Linked DNA regions of Homo sapiens: all the other regions are linked to region 1. Evidence: chromatin contacts called from ENCODE Hi-C or POLR2A ChIA-PET data. All regions are on one chromosome and are shown on one strand. Each heading gives the region's core, a stretch centred on a gene start or an enhancer-like site at or near the end of the contact. The rest is flanking DNA. Distances are from core to core; before and after follow the strand shown. Region 1 overlaps LOC105370504 (a long non-coding RNA gene). Region 2 has its middle 150 kb from the start of DDHD1-DT. Region 3 overlaps LOC105370504 (a long non-coding RNA gene).

Region 1 (4,320 bases), core at 785-3,284:
TTGCCAGTAAAAAGAGCCCAGATGTTTTTCTATTTACTTAGGCAAACCCTTGAAACACAAGTTAGTCATATAAAACTTTACATTTGCAATGTTAAGAGCCCATATTTGGAAAGTCACAAGCATAAAATATATACTGTGAAATGGGAGGTCAGGACGGTGAACTCATTTCAGAACCATAGTTTTGACTCAAGAATTTTGATGGGGTCTTCACGTTGGTTGAGCTTCTTGGTCCTAATATCATTGAGAGAATTAAATCATGATATTAAAACATTGAAACACTAATGCTTTGTTTTTATTGGCAAGAACCAAAATGATCTAATACTAATGCCACGAAACATCAGTCACTTTTTTCCTGATGAATAAGATGAACTTTGGCTGCTTATGATAGTAAATTTAATAATGTCAGTGATTTGAACTGTTTCAGTTCTAAATGTGCAGAAATGTGTTTTACTGCATCTCTCTCTCTCTCTCTCTCTCTCACACACACACACACACACACACACACACACTACTTCTGTCAGGAAGTTTTGTGGCAAATGAGCCCAAATGCATAGATTAGAGCATATCATTCACATGTGCCATGTGTGTGCCAAAGTGTGCGTACCCACTGCTAGACTTCCTCTCACAGGTGGTCTGAATTTGCTTCTAGCTGGTCCTGTAAGCAGATTTAATATTTCATAAGCACTGCTCCATCTCATGCCTCCATTATTGACACCACATGGAAGTCAGGAAATTGGTTCTTTCTGGGAACAGTTTGCAGAAATATGCAGCCTGTCAGCCCCTTTCTCATGGGTGCATTAACAGAGCAGCTCACGATTACAAGTAACGAACCTTCTCCAGATGTGTGTAGCAACTCAGCTCCAACTTTATCTTCGGCCCTGAAGATGGACTTGGCAAGATGGATTATTTGTGGCTGTATTGTAATAACTTTGTGAAATTGGAATTCCCAGTGATTGTAATGGAGGGTGAGGAAGCGGCAGCAGAGGAACAGATAATTTCTCCTTGCAGTAAACAACGAAAAGACCAACAACAATAAAAAGGGCAAATCAGCTGTGGCATTTTCCTGCTTTGGACACCGACTCTTCCAGACTGTTCTAATTCTTTCCCTTTTATGATTCTGTTTATGTTACACACATTAAAGTTAAGTCATGTCTTAAATAAGATGGAAACTGGAAGTGAGATTTGGAAATGACTGAATCAGGCTTCTTAACTTTTTTCTTCTCTTGGAGAGCTCAAAAACAACGGACAGAAAGGGATATACCAAAGAAAACAATATTAATTGTCGGCTTCCATGGAAAATTCAATCCAGTCTTTCATTCATTCTCTTCCCAGTGCAGTGCCAGCAGACTTCTCTCTATATGGCTAAGGGCTTAATTTAGCTGACAAATTTCTGAAGGATAACTAAGCTTTCAGAAAGAAAGATTCTAGCTATAAATGAAGCATGTGTGCTCTCTCAGTCACAAAAGACAGATTTTTCCAGGATAAAGTAATTTGGGGTAAATTTCTCCTGTATTTTATTAGCAGTGATGATTTCAAGGGAGTATTCTTTTAAAGCAAGGCAGTATTTAAATCTTTCTTTTAAATCACAAGTCCCTTGAGTTGATAGTTATAAAACTGGGTTCCACTGGGAGTTATTTGTACATCTTCAAGGTTGGCACCCTTAGTTGTTTGATGTAGATGTTCTAGATAAAATTCCTAAAGTCCAGCTGTTATGATTTAGCTTAATATGTTTGTACAGAGGGGTTTCCTTTGTCATTGAAGAGATAGAGTCAAAACAGAATTAGTCATTCTTGCATCTTCTATTTATAGCCCACTATTATTCTGATGCATTGTCAAAGAATGAAGTGGACAAGAATTTTTCTTCCTTTCTTTCTTTTTTTTGTGTAAACAAAACTCTTTTTATACTCTGTGGATTTAACTTTGGTTGCTAACTTAGTCAGACAAGGCACTTAACAAAAATATTACTTCTTAAATGAAAAATTACCTATTAAGTCATCCCATCTTCATTTGCAAATTAAAGGTTTGTCAGTACAAAGTATGTGGGATGACCAGAAGTCATGGATGACTTACACTGAAGTGGCAAGGGTAGAAAAGGTCAGTTTGAAAATTTATTTGTATGGGTTGCTCATGACTAATAGTCCAAATCTGGAGAGTTTATAAACAAAATTCTATTCTGTTTATTTAGTTTATGCCAGCATTAAAGCTAGCCTGAAAATTTAGTGAAAGTCATTTAAGGAATTTTTATTTGGAGGAAACTTTAATTTTTATTTTTGAGGTCACTGAATAAATGTAGAGGTCTCTGTGGCCTGTACTGCAACAAGTAGAACAGTTAGATAAACTGGTTGTTGAAACTCCCTGGGCCACTGAGTTTTCTTATTTCTTTTTTTTTTTTTTTTAGTAGAGAGCTGACTTTAGAGGGATCAAGAATAGCTTGCTGGATGGAAGGAGGTAAGAAACAGGACTATCAATGTTTTACTTATCTGAGCTGTATAATAATTTGGTGTAGATAATTAAATGAGATGAAGTATGGGAAATGTGTTGTAAACATTCTCAAATCCTCTGCTATTATTGCTTACTGCAGCATCTGAAACAGCAGGGTCTGTCATGCAATAGCCCTCAAATCAATGTTTGTTGAGTTATAGTAAGTCGAATTAAAGAGTAGTTGGACAATTGCAAGTAATAGGTGGAAGTAGAAGGCTGAGAAAGTTGACACTTAGCGTTCTCTGTTGAAAACTATGCTATTAGCAGTGTTGGGTCAGCAAATGGCTTATTTTGGTTGGCAACCCCATGGAAAAGGATTTGCTGGATACAATAATAGTATATTCCCACAAAAATTCTGAAGTTTTATATTTTTGAGAATGTTGACAAGCCGGCAAATTAATGAATGGCTGCCAGTTGTTGAATTTGAATGTCACTCCTGGTGATTGTAAGTGTGAGTATGCCTTTGTTTTCCCTGTGTGCTAAACTCACGCTAGGGGTCCCATTGTTTTGAGGAGCTATTTAAGTAGCCTTCAGGAGAATCTGAAAATCATCCAAATCCAGTGTATAAGCATGAGAAGTCTGAGCTGAAGACTAAAAGTACTCTCCCTACAACCTGTCAGACATCTGGCCCAATGCTAGCTATAGGCAGTGGGGCTTCTTGATGGTCATTGGTGAGGATTCAATCTTTGGTACCCAAAGAGTGGGTGAAAGTTTCAGGAAAAGAAATCTCAAGCCTTGAGGCCTCCCATGAAGGCGAGACCAAGATTTCTCTTCCACAACCCAATCTTTACAATTATTCTGGAGATGGTTGGGAGGAGAGTAGTCATCCTCTTGACTAGAGGATGAGAGACTGTGCAGGAGAAAGCTCTGGAGGAGACCTCACCCTTTGTGACTAGTATGGTGTGTCTCATTCATCATGAGATGGTGGGTGATGCAGGTGATGAGTTAATGATAATTAAGCCCACGCTGTGGAACCCATGGGAGAAGCATGTAATAGCCAATAGTAATATCAGCAAGGCCTTCCTCAATTCCACGCAGAGGAAGACCCAAAAGGATCAGTGGACCCAGGGCCGTGGGATACCATGAGAAGGGAGTCGACGGCAGGGATTTAGGTTTGGGGGTTCTTGGAAGGAAGGTATCATGTAGACTTTTGGTGAGGCCCTAGAGAGCCTATCATTAGCCAAAATGGTATGGCTGTGAGGCTGCTCAAATCACTACATCCAATGAGTCCTGGGGAATGGTGGGAAGGCTCTAATTTAGTGAGTGGTGGTCAACAGTAGAGATCCCTGGAAAGCAGCAATACTTGTACTTAGAAGCTAGCACAGTCATCAAGGGAGGTCTGTCTGGAAGCCTGGAGGAATAGTGACAGGGTCCAAGCCCCTGCAGAAGGGTGCCTGGTGAAGACTAAGTCAACCGTAGGCACCCAGTCAACAAGGTGACTCAGAGTAGGAAGAATTAGAGTGCAAGTTGGGAAGTTGGGAAGAAAGCAAAGTCATATAAATTGGGTAGAATTTCAGCAGGTCCTGGCAAGGAGACTACAGTCAGCAGACATGTGGGTCCCAGTGGTTCCCTTCAGGGACATTGGATATCATGCTGGCAACATCAAATCAAATCCCAGGCCCTACATACTGGTGGGAATGAAGCTGCTGAAAGATCACCATGCTGGGAGGGTTAGAAGTGGCTCAAGGTCTAACTGGGGCTAAATGTGTAGATTAAATCTTTAACACCTTTAGCTGGATGGAGTGGGGACAAACATTCTCTCCCTGAAGGTAGTAAAAGGTCTTTGTGACAGAGAACAGCTAGTATTAATGGGGAAAGCATTGAACTATTATCAAGGGT
Region 2 (4,320 bases), core at 1,090-3,589, 62 kb before region 1:
AACCACACACACTTATCTTATATAGTTCTGGGGGCTGTAAGTCTAAAATGGGTCGGCAGAGCCATGCTGCCTTGGGAAGCTCCACGGGAAAACCCATTTCGTTGCCTTTTCCAGCTTCTGAAGACTTCCTACATTTCTTAGCTTGAGGCCTCTTTCTTTATCTTTAAAGCCAGCAGTGCAGCATCTTTGTATCTCTCTCTGACCACTGCTTCTGTTGTTGTATCTTCTTCTCTGATTCTGACTCTCCTTCCTCCCTTTTCTAAGGACCCTGTGATTGATTGTCTTGGGCCCACCACATAATCCAGGATAATGTCCCCATCTCAACGTCCTTAATCACATCTACAATGTCCCTTTTGCCCTGTAAGGTAATGCACTCACAGCTTCTGGGGTTTAGGACGTGGGCATCTTTGGGGGGTCTTTATTCCACTACCGCAGCCAGTTCTCTGAGAACTAGTTGTTTTTGTCACAGCAGGAGGTCTGTGATTTTTCTTCTTCTGATACTGGGTCATTAAATGCTGGCTTCATTTGCAGCTGGGGCCTCTTCTTCATGAATGGCAGATGCAGCAGCAGTGTCACAGATGCCTCCCAAAGGCACCCTCTCTCTGTGGATGCTGCCAGTCTCCAAGATTGAGGATGGTGATGTCAGCCCTACGGCTGCCCAAGGCCAGTGCTGTTTTTATTGTTTCCACCACCATCAACACAGCCAGCAGCATGAGGGGGGCCAATAATGTCAACAGGTTTCAGCATTTTCTCCATCATCACCCTTGGGACTTGGATGTGAGTCTCCTGGATAAGCTGAGCGATGGTCACCCTGCTTTGTTAATGACCACACCACCCCTTGAACCCTGGCCCATTGGTTTTGAACCAGCTTCTCTCTTTCCCTTTGGGGTCATTCTGTCCCAGGAGGCTCCTCTGTTCCTCCTTACACCACAGCTGTCCTTCCAGGCTCAGATATTTTGGAATCTCAGTGTAAACACAGCTGGGACTCAGGCTGCCACGTAACACATGCTTCTCTTAGGCTACCTTCCCAAGTGTTTACATTCCATGCTGGAAGAACTTGGCTCCTTCAACAAACTCAGAGAAAGAATCAGTACAGTTCCTAATTTTTCACACTTTCTACCTAGTCTAGGATTGAGCATCTGGATCCAATTGGAGGCCACTTGTCCTAATTTAGCACTTCCTATTAATTTGTAAGGAATTACTATTGAAATACATAATTTAGCAACTTCAGATTTTACAAGCTATGGCAAGTGCCATACCAAATAGGATTTGACTGGATTTATTGCTGTTGAAAAGGAAATCTTTGATTTTTCTCCTCCTAGCTACTATTGATTCATTTCATACCAGAGTGTATAAAATTGGACCTATAGAAAACATTTTCTTCCCTCCCTTGATCTGGTTGGAAAAAATGTTTTCATTTCATGAAATAAACAGTGAAAGAATTTTCATGAATATGTATGTAGTTTTAATGAGTTTTGTTTCTCATGATGAAATGTATTAATATTTTATATGTTGCCCTCCCGGGAAATGGAGGAATCTGAGATCCTAGACTAGCTGCAGTTTGTCCAACAGGAATCAATATTCATAATGCTCAGGACAGTGGAACCTAATTCCCAGAACCTCTGGTTGTGGAGGCTGACCTGGGCAGAGGAGGCAGGCTGAGGAGGCATTGTTGCAGTAGGGAATATCCTGCACATACCCAGCTTCTTCACCTGGGTGGCGAGGACACAGGTTGCTGAAGACTCAGGAATGTGTATGCAAGTCTTTAAGGAGTAGGAAATGGGAGGGAGATGAGGGGTGGGCATGGTGGGAGGCTCCTGAGAGATATAAAAACAGGGTTCCAGTAGTTGGACTGTCGTCCTTCCACAGGCCTTTTCATTGATGTGCAAGAGTCATCTTTTGGTACCACTTCCTGGGGACGTTTCCTCCCTCGAGATTGATAACTGAGAATAACCCTAGCCATACTGGAATATAATTCCTGATATCCTGAAAGTGTATTTTCACATTCAGATATACAACTATACCCAGGTGTACCTATTCCCGTTAATTTTGGGCATGGCGCGGTAGCTGAGGCCCATGGATTGAAACAAAGACCGCTTCTGCCATCTGCTGGGCACTCTGAGGAACTCAAAGGATTTTTCCACAGGAAGAGGGGGAGTTTGATGAATTTCGTTTCAAATTTACTTTAGCACTTGAGAATTTAGCCAAGTATTAAACAGATTAATTTTTGCCTTTGTGAAGGCTTGCATGACTTTGATCATTCAGTCGTTTTAATGAACTCAACGTGGTTGTTTCCGATTTGGCCTTGAAAGCCTTGGCATGTCGCCGTGCTCTGAGTGGGAGCCTCGCTGCCTCCAGCTTGGGTTTCTCAGTTTTGGCAGGGCTTTCCTTCCCACTGATGGAAGATTTACAGAGGAAAAAAAAATCATTATGTCTGAAATTCTGCCAGGATACATCAGCGTATTTCCAGGCTGCCATCTACCGTGTAACTCTCTGAAGATTTAATATGAAAATTAAAAAAAAAATTGCAGTGCACCTGCTCCTAAGGAAAACTACCTTGTCGTAGGATCGCATGCTTTTATTAAATTAGAGAATTTTAAATTGTATTTATGAGGATGTACAACTTGGGTTTCTTCCCTTAGGCTTCCTGGTCTCTGTGTTAAGTACAACTTGCCTCCAAGGTCACCCTCCCACCCTCCATAATTAGCCCAGAAATTTAACAGGGGCTTCTGGCAGCAGTTTTACCCAGCAAGCTTAGCGTAGCACTATTTGTGGTCAGATCCTGAGTGATTCAGCAGCTCTACTATCCTTAGAGTCTTGTCTCATCCCACACAAAGCCCTTTTCAGACCCAGTTTGACATTCTGATATTGTACCATGGCCCCGCAGGGTCAGGGAGTATAATGTGGTGATTCAATAGCTGTCTTGGAGCAGAAAAAGGGCATTCAGTGGTGGGTTAAAGGGCAGGCTGGTGACAAGGAGGGAGCAAGACAACATTCTACAGATTCTGCAGCTTTGCTTGGCTAGGAGCGAAACATCTCACCTCGAAAAATGGCTTCAGAGGCACAAAAATTATTTTCTTTGTTACTTAGCTTTTTAGTATCAGGACCTCAGACCTGAGTTGGTAGGGTATGACTAGATAGGAGAAGTTCCTCTCTGTGGGGTCCCTTCCTTGGCATACTGTTTTGTGGTAAATGGACTGAAACAGAATTCATTGAAGTCAACTGAAGTCACTGAGAATGTCTGCTTAAGTTGTTGAACATTACAGTTTTGGTGATATGCTTGGAAGCTAAAATCCATGACGGGCTTCTCCAAATTTTATCCTCTTATTTTCTTTGACTGGTTTCTGTACCTGGTCCAGTTTTAAAAGCTATTTGTGACCATGCTGGATGTCAGAATAAGAGAGCACTCAAGAGAAGTGAGATTATTGGGTTTGGTCCATGGGATATTTCATACCTAGAGTAGCCTTCCATTTCAGAGCTATTTTAAAGCTGGTTCCTCACTTTGTTGAGAGCAGTTGAGAGCAAACTGATGGATGGGGATGTGAGAAATAAGTTCTCCTGGACATGATTTGCAGTCTATACATATTTACCTTTTAGAGAAAAAGGAAATGACAGCCACAATTTGTCCTTCGCTGATTAACATGCCATTTCTCACTGTTTTGATAAGCAACAACAACAATAAATCCCACCTCTTGCCATATTTCTCAGACCTGGGAAACTTGTGTTAAGTCAAACTTTGTTCCAAGTTGACTGTCCCACTCTGAGGGCAACTTGAAGGGGTGACAATGCCTAGATGATCTGAGTTTTACTAATACTAAGCAAATTGTGGTTATTTGCTTCGGGCAGACTGAAAGGAAATTTATCCTTGCAACATTTATGAAGATCTTGTTTGCTAAGCAACTTAGTATTATCAAGGAAGGTGGGATTGTATTGTAGAGAACTGCTTTGCTAGATAGCAGGACATTTAGGATCTGGTTTCATTCTGGCACTCACCAACTGTGTGATCCTGGCTTTTATCTTTTTAGCCTAAGTTTCCTCATCTGGAAAGTGGTTGGCATGATGATTTCTGTAGTCCTTTTAAGTTTTAGAATACCATAATCTACCTTTGCAAGAAGAAGAGTCATTTTTGAGGAATATAGATAACATTCTAATTAATCTCGTATCTTCATTTAAATAGACTTTGAAATATTATGTGAGCAGTTAAAATATAGCCCCTATTCATCTATATGTCTATCTCTCATCTACCTCTTTTTTCATTCTTTTCATTCATCTGCCTACCTGTATATATAATATTGGGTTATCAAGTAGGCAGATTAAGCC
Region 3 (4,320 bases), core at 590-3,089, 41 kb before region 1:
TTTTATTCAAAAGCTTGATGATTGAAAAAAAAGAGGGCTGGATGTTAGTTCTGTGTGGTGTGGGCAAGCCTTGTTGGGAGGTAGCCTGACCTGTGGAGTAATTGAAATGGGCTTCCTCATTGAGGTCCTCGAAATGACAGTACCTATAGGCTTCTTTTCTTTAGGCTGGTCAGTTTTTTCAGAGAGGTTTTCTCTCCTCGGGATATGAGCGTAGCTGCTAGCATTCTGGGGACAAGTAATGAGGAAATGGGAGTTAGGGGTTTCACTATTCATCCTATAAACTTTGCTTGTTTTTTTATTTTCCATTCAGCATTTCTACCTTCAACTTAGCCTGCTGTCCCTGAATCCAGAGACCCTCTCTAGAGAATCTCTCATTTTTTCCTTGGGTGAATGAGAGATGGTTCCCTGACTGTAGGGGAGTGGTCTAACTGCCTGTGGCATATGGTCTTTTCTAAAATGGCCAGAACAATATTTCTCATTCTATATGCTGTGTGTTGTATGTTGGGTATTTGTGGGGGACAGATGACTTATGTCTATAGTTCACAGATCTTCAACTCCAGAGAACTGAGTTTAAGGAGCTGTACCTGGGAAATTGTGCCTGAAGCTGTTCCTGAGGAATCTGCACCTGGATCTAATGTACATGCTGAGATCCTGGATTTGAGCTGATGCCATAGTGGGATGAGACTTTGCCGTCTTGGGTGTGGGATGAATATATTTTGCACTGGGAAGGATGTGAAGTATTGTGGTTAAAAGGTGGACTGTAGTTCATTGCATTTTTCAACAATGGCCACAACAGCATCTCTTATCCTATGTGCTCTTCTTCCAATGTGACTGTGTCCTCTCTCATTAAGATGCGGAGTCTATTTCTCCACTCTCTCAAATCTGGTGGACCCTGGGACTTCTACCAACAGAGTACAGTGGAAATGATGCTGGGCCACTTCCCGGTTTGGTCTTTAACTAGTCTGGCAGCTTCTCCTTTCTGCTTCTTGGAAGCCAGTAAGAAGTACAACTATCCTGAGGCTTCTGCTGTGAGAAGCCCAAGCCATGGGAGAGGCTCTGGAGAATGAGACTTCACTGGGAGAGTGAAGAGAGGAGCGAAGAGAAAGAGAGAGGCACCAAGGATCACTGAGTTGCCAGAACATGAATGCTAAGGCCATATTGGAAATGGATTCTCCTGCTTCAGCTGCCCCAGCTGATGCCACCAGGATCAGAGATGATCTGGCCAGCTGAGCCCTTCCTTAATTCTAACCCATAAAATTGTGTGCGAAACAAAATGGTTGTTTTCAACCACTAAGTTTTGGGGTAGGTTTTATGCAGCAGCAGATAATGGAAATACTGCTTGGTTTTGACTTTCAAAAAAATCCATTTGTTTTCAGGCTTGTCTGCACTCCTTCTTTAAGAGGTGCTAAGAGACTGGACTTAGTTCTTTGTCCAGATAAATGTGTTTTTCCCACTGCTAGCTTAGGTTTTATTTTTTTCACGTCTGCTAAGTCAGTAGTCCATTTGCTTTTCAGCTTCCAAAACTTAATTATTCTAATTTTCCTTATTGTTCTCTTCCTTGTGGATTTATGCATTTTATTTGCTCCTTTCTGTAATTTTTGTGGTATTTGGCAAACAGTGAAGGTAAATATACACATTCAATCTGCCACATTTAACTGAATGTCCCCTATGCCTTTTATTGACTGCTTAGAATGGCAATGGTAATTTTGGCCTCTAGGCACAGAGAAATAAGAGTTTTTTTGTGAGTCACATTGGCCCAGAGCTCCTCCACTCCTCCACAAAAGGTGAGAACTTTGTAGGGCTGACTCAGAGATCAAGGCTGATTCTGATTCTGGCTGGAACATTCCTTGGGGGTGTGATTACTATGGGGACATAGTAGGCGCTACAGCTGGCTCTGGGAAGTAGACTCTGGGTTGCCAAAAATGGACATACACACACACACTCTCTCTCTCTCTCTTCTTCTCTTTCTGTCCCTCTCCCTCTCTCCATTATATGGTCACATTTGGGTAAGTTAATGAAGATTCTTGAAGAAGAAAGCAGTATGGTGAGGCTTTCTAGTGTCAAGGTCACTTGACATTCAATTGTGAGCTCACTAGAAGAGAGGGAGACATGACATATTAAATGTTACCATGGAAAAGAAAAAGTCACTCCCAATTAAAAGGATTGAAAAAGGAGAACCAAAGTAAAATAGGATTTTGTAGGTCAATGAAAAAGCCGAAAACAAAAGCTCTGTCACTTGGACTGTTCCAAGTTCTCAGGCAAGGATCTGAGAATTTCCCTGAAAATATGGTTTAGGGTTCTGAGAGGAAAAGGAATCAGGCTTTTGTTATTGAAATAAACAACCAAAGATCTGAAATGGGTCATTTACACATTTTTTTATACTTCAAAAAGGGAGACTGAAACTTCCATTGAATTTATGTAAAAGAGTCCTTCACATTGGCTGGTTGAATTGCCTCACAATAAAAAACAAATCTGCCAAACTGAAGACATTTGCAGCCCCCAGTGTTACTAATTTTTTCCCCAATTTCACCCTAGCCTCTTCAGCGTGAAGGTCACGTGGACCTAAGTACGAGCAATTTTAAACATAAGTGTTAGGTTTTGAAGGTGTTATTTCTCAAGGGAGAAAGAAAAGTAATAGATCGTAAGACAGAGCCTTAAAACAGAGTTTTAGGGAGTGAGTAGGAGAGATTTGTGACATCTCAGAGTTTGAGAGAGCCCTGTGGAAAGTGGCAGGACATTTTTGAGAAACCTTCTTTTTGGACAGGCTCTAAGTTTAACAAAAAATACATTCAATGACTCAGGCAAGTTCATTAAGAAAGACTTGGGTGTGAGGAGCAGCCCCGGGGAGCTGACCTGGGGCTGTGCATCCAAGAAATAAGAGAGCCCAGTTTAAGCAGGTTTTGATGAGTGGGAGATCCAGGGATCATTTCACGGAAAGAAAGAATTGGCTTCAAGCTACAAAGGAATTTTATAGACCCTAGACAATTCTCAAACTTGTAGGGAGTTCCAAGTTCTGTGGTGAGTAGAAACTTCTCTGGCAGTAAGATAAACAACTCAAAGAGGAAAAAAACTAATCAAGTCACTATAGCCAAACGTAACGGAAGCAGTGTGGAGTAGTGCTGGAGAACGTGGGCTTTATGGTTAGATAGTCTGGGATTTTAGCCTTTGTTTCTTCCTGGCTACTCAGGTGATTTTGGGCAACTAACTTATTCTTCTCTGAGCCTCAGCCTCCTAGTCTTTAAAAGTGGGATAATAAAATGTATTTCATAGGGTTATTTTGAGGATTCGGGGAGAGGCTATTTGTCCAGCACTTATCAGGGGCCTAGAACACAGTAAATGGTGGTTGCTACCACCAGCTACCACTGTCTTCATTGTAGCAGATCTAGATTGCTGTCCACACATGACGCATGCTTCTCTTCCATAGAGTACTGTTTCTGGGAAGTTGCTACTGAAATGGGGACTGCATTTCCCAATGACCTTTGCATTCAGGAGGGACCAGGTTACTGAGTTCTGGCCAATGGAATGCCAGTTGAAGTCATGTACATCACTTCTAGGCCTGGCCCATCAATGCTTCCTAGGTGACTGCCATCCTCATTCCCCCTCTGCTGGCTATATGTCAGTGGTTAGGGTGACCTTGGAAACCAGGTGCTGAAGTCAGCAGAGCCTTTGACAGTCTGGTTCCTGAGTAATTGCATGGAACAAAATTTCTGAGTTTATCTGTCATAGCAATTAGTGTTACCTTAATAACGCAAATAGCATCATCGTGGCTTAGGATTGCAGTAGCCTGGTTAAGTCTGAGCTCAAGAATAAACCCTGGAGAAATCAGCCAGGAGGAATATTACCTTACTAGGGACCAGAATGGCCCAGGAAGGGGCTGTGGCTCATATTGAAAGATAAACCGTAGTTGATCTGTGTACTTGTACATTACTCATTGTAATTAGTGTTTTGTCATGAAATTTCTCTATACTGTGTCCTAAACTGGTGACTGAATGTTTATCTGGTAGATCTATCACTATAGATAAGCCCCAGAAGAACTTAGTGAGGAAAAAAGAACATGACCTTTGTGGGAGAAAGCCCAATTTCCTTGAGTGTTTGAACATTTATTGCTAGTTACTAATGTCAGGGAGATTTTGATTTTTAGATCTCCCTTGGTTGACTTAAGGGCACTGCAAATCTTTCTACTCTGTTGGTTGACAGTTCAGATTTTCTTAAAAACTAAGCAACTTTTAAAAGGGTTGAGTGGGCAGATTCCATGTCTAGGATCTAGCTAGGTCAGATTACCTCAAGGAAAACTCAGTGACTGGATGTTCAAGCCATCCA

What was found. Hi-C counts contacts between places; a loop is a spot of excess contacts on that map. ChIA-PET counts read pairs that join two places held with the same protein, here RNA polymerase II (POLR2A).
Region 2: a loop to region 1 is called in a map of PC-3, with 3 times the contacts of the local background. The contact joins two enhancer-like sites. A Hi-C loop is called at or near these places in 1 of 168 maps with a recorded cell type or tissue (PC-3). POLR2A ChIA-PET finds 5 or more read pairs at or near these places in 2 of 52 experiments (H1 and PC-3).
Region 3: a map of PC-3 shows a loop between it and region 1 (4-fold over the local background). The contact joins two enhancer-like sites. A Hi-C loop is called at or near these places in 1 of 168 maps with a recorded cell type or tissue (PC-3). POLR2A ChIA-PET finds 5 or more read pairs at or near these places in 2 of 52 experiments (MCF 10A and Panc1).

Annotation. Positions count from the first base shown.
Region 1 is chr14:53,367,054-53,371,373 of GRCh38, forward strand. LOC105370504 (a long non-coding RNA gene) reads left to right here. Exons shown (of 4, transcript XR_943876.3): 2 at 2,399-2,448. Among named protein-coding and RNA genes, the nearest start is that of DDHD1-DT, 220 kb to the left of the region's middle. RefSeq lists an enhancer at 1-2,439. Within about 2 kb of position 2,035, at least 3 of the 41 ENCODE cell types and tissues checked have a DNase peak (open chromatin) inside an H3K27ac peak, as active enhancers do.
Region 2 is chr14:53,304,277-53,308,596 of GRCh38, forward strand. No RefSeq gene overlaps it. Among named protein-coding and RNA genes, the nearest start is that of DDHD1-DT, 150 kb to the left of the region's middle. RefSeq lists an enhancer at 1,975-2,269. Within about 2 kb of position 2,340, at least 14 of the 41 ENCODE cell types and tissues checked have a DNase peak (open chromatin) inside an H3K27ac peak, as active enhancers do.
Region 3 is chr14:53,326,062-53,330,381 of GRCh38, forward strand. LOC105370504 (a long non-coding RNA gene) reads left to right here. Exons shown (of 4, transcript XR_943876.3): 1 at 1-4,320. Among named protein-coding and RNA genes, the nearest start is that of DDHD1-DT, 170 kb to the left of the region's middle. Within about 2 kb of position 1,840, at least 2 of the 41 ENCODE cell types and tissues checked have a DNase peak (open chromatin) inside an H3K27ac peak, as active enhancers do.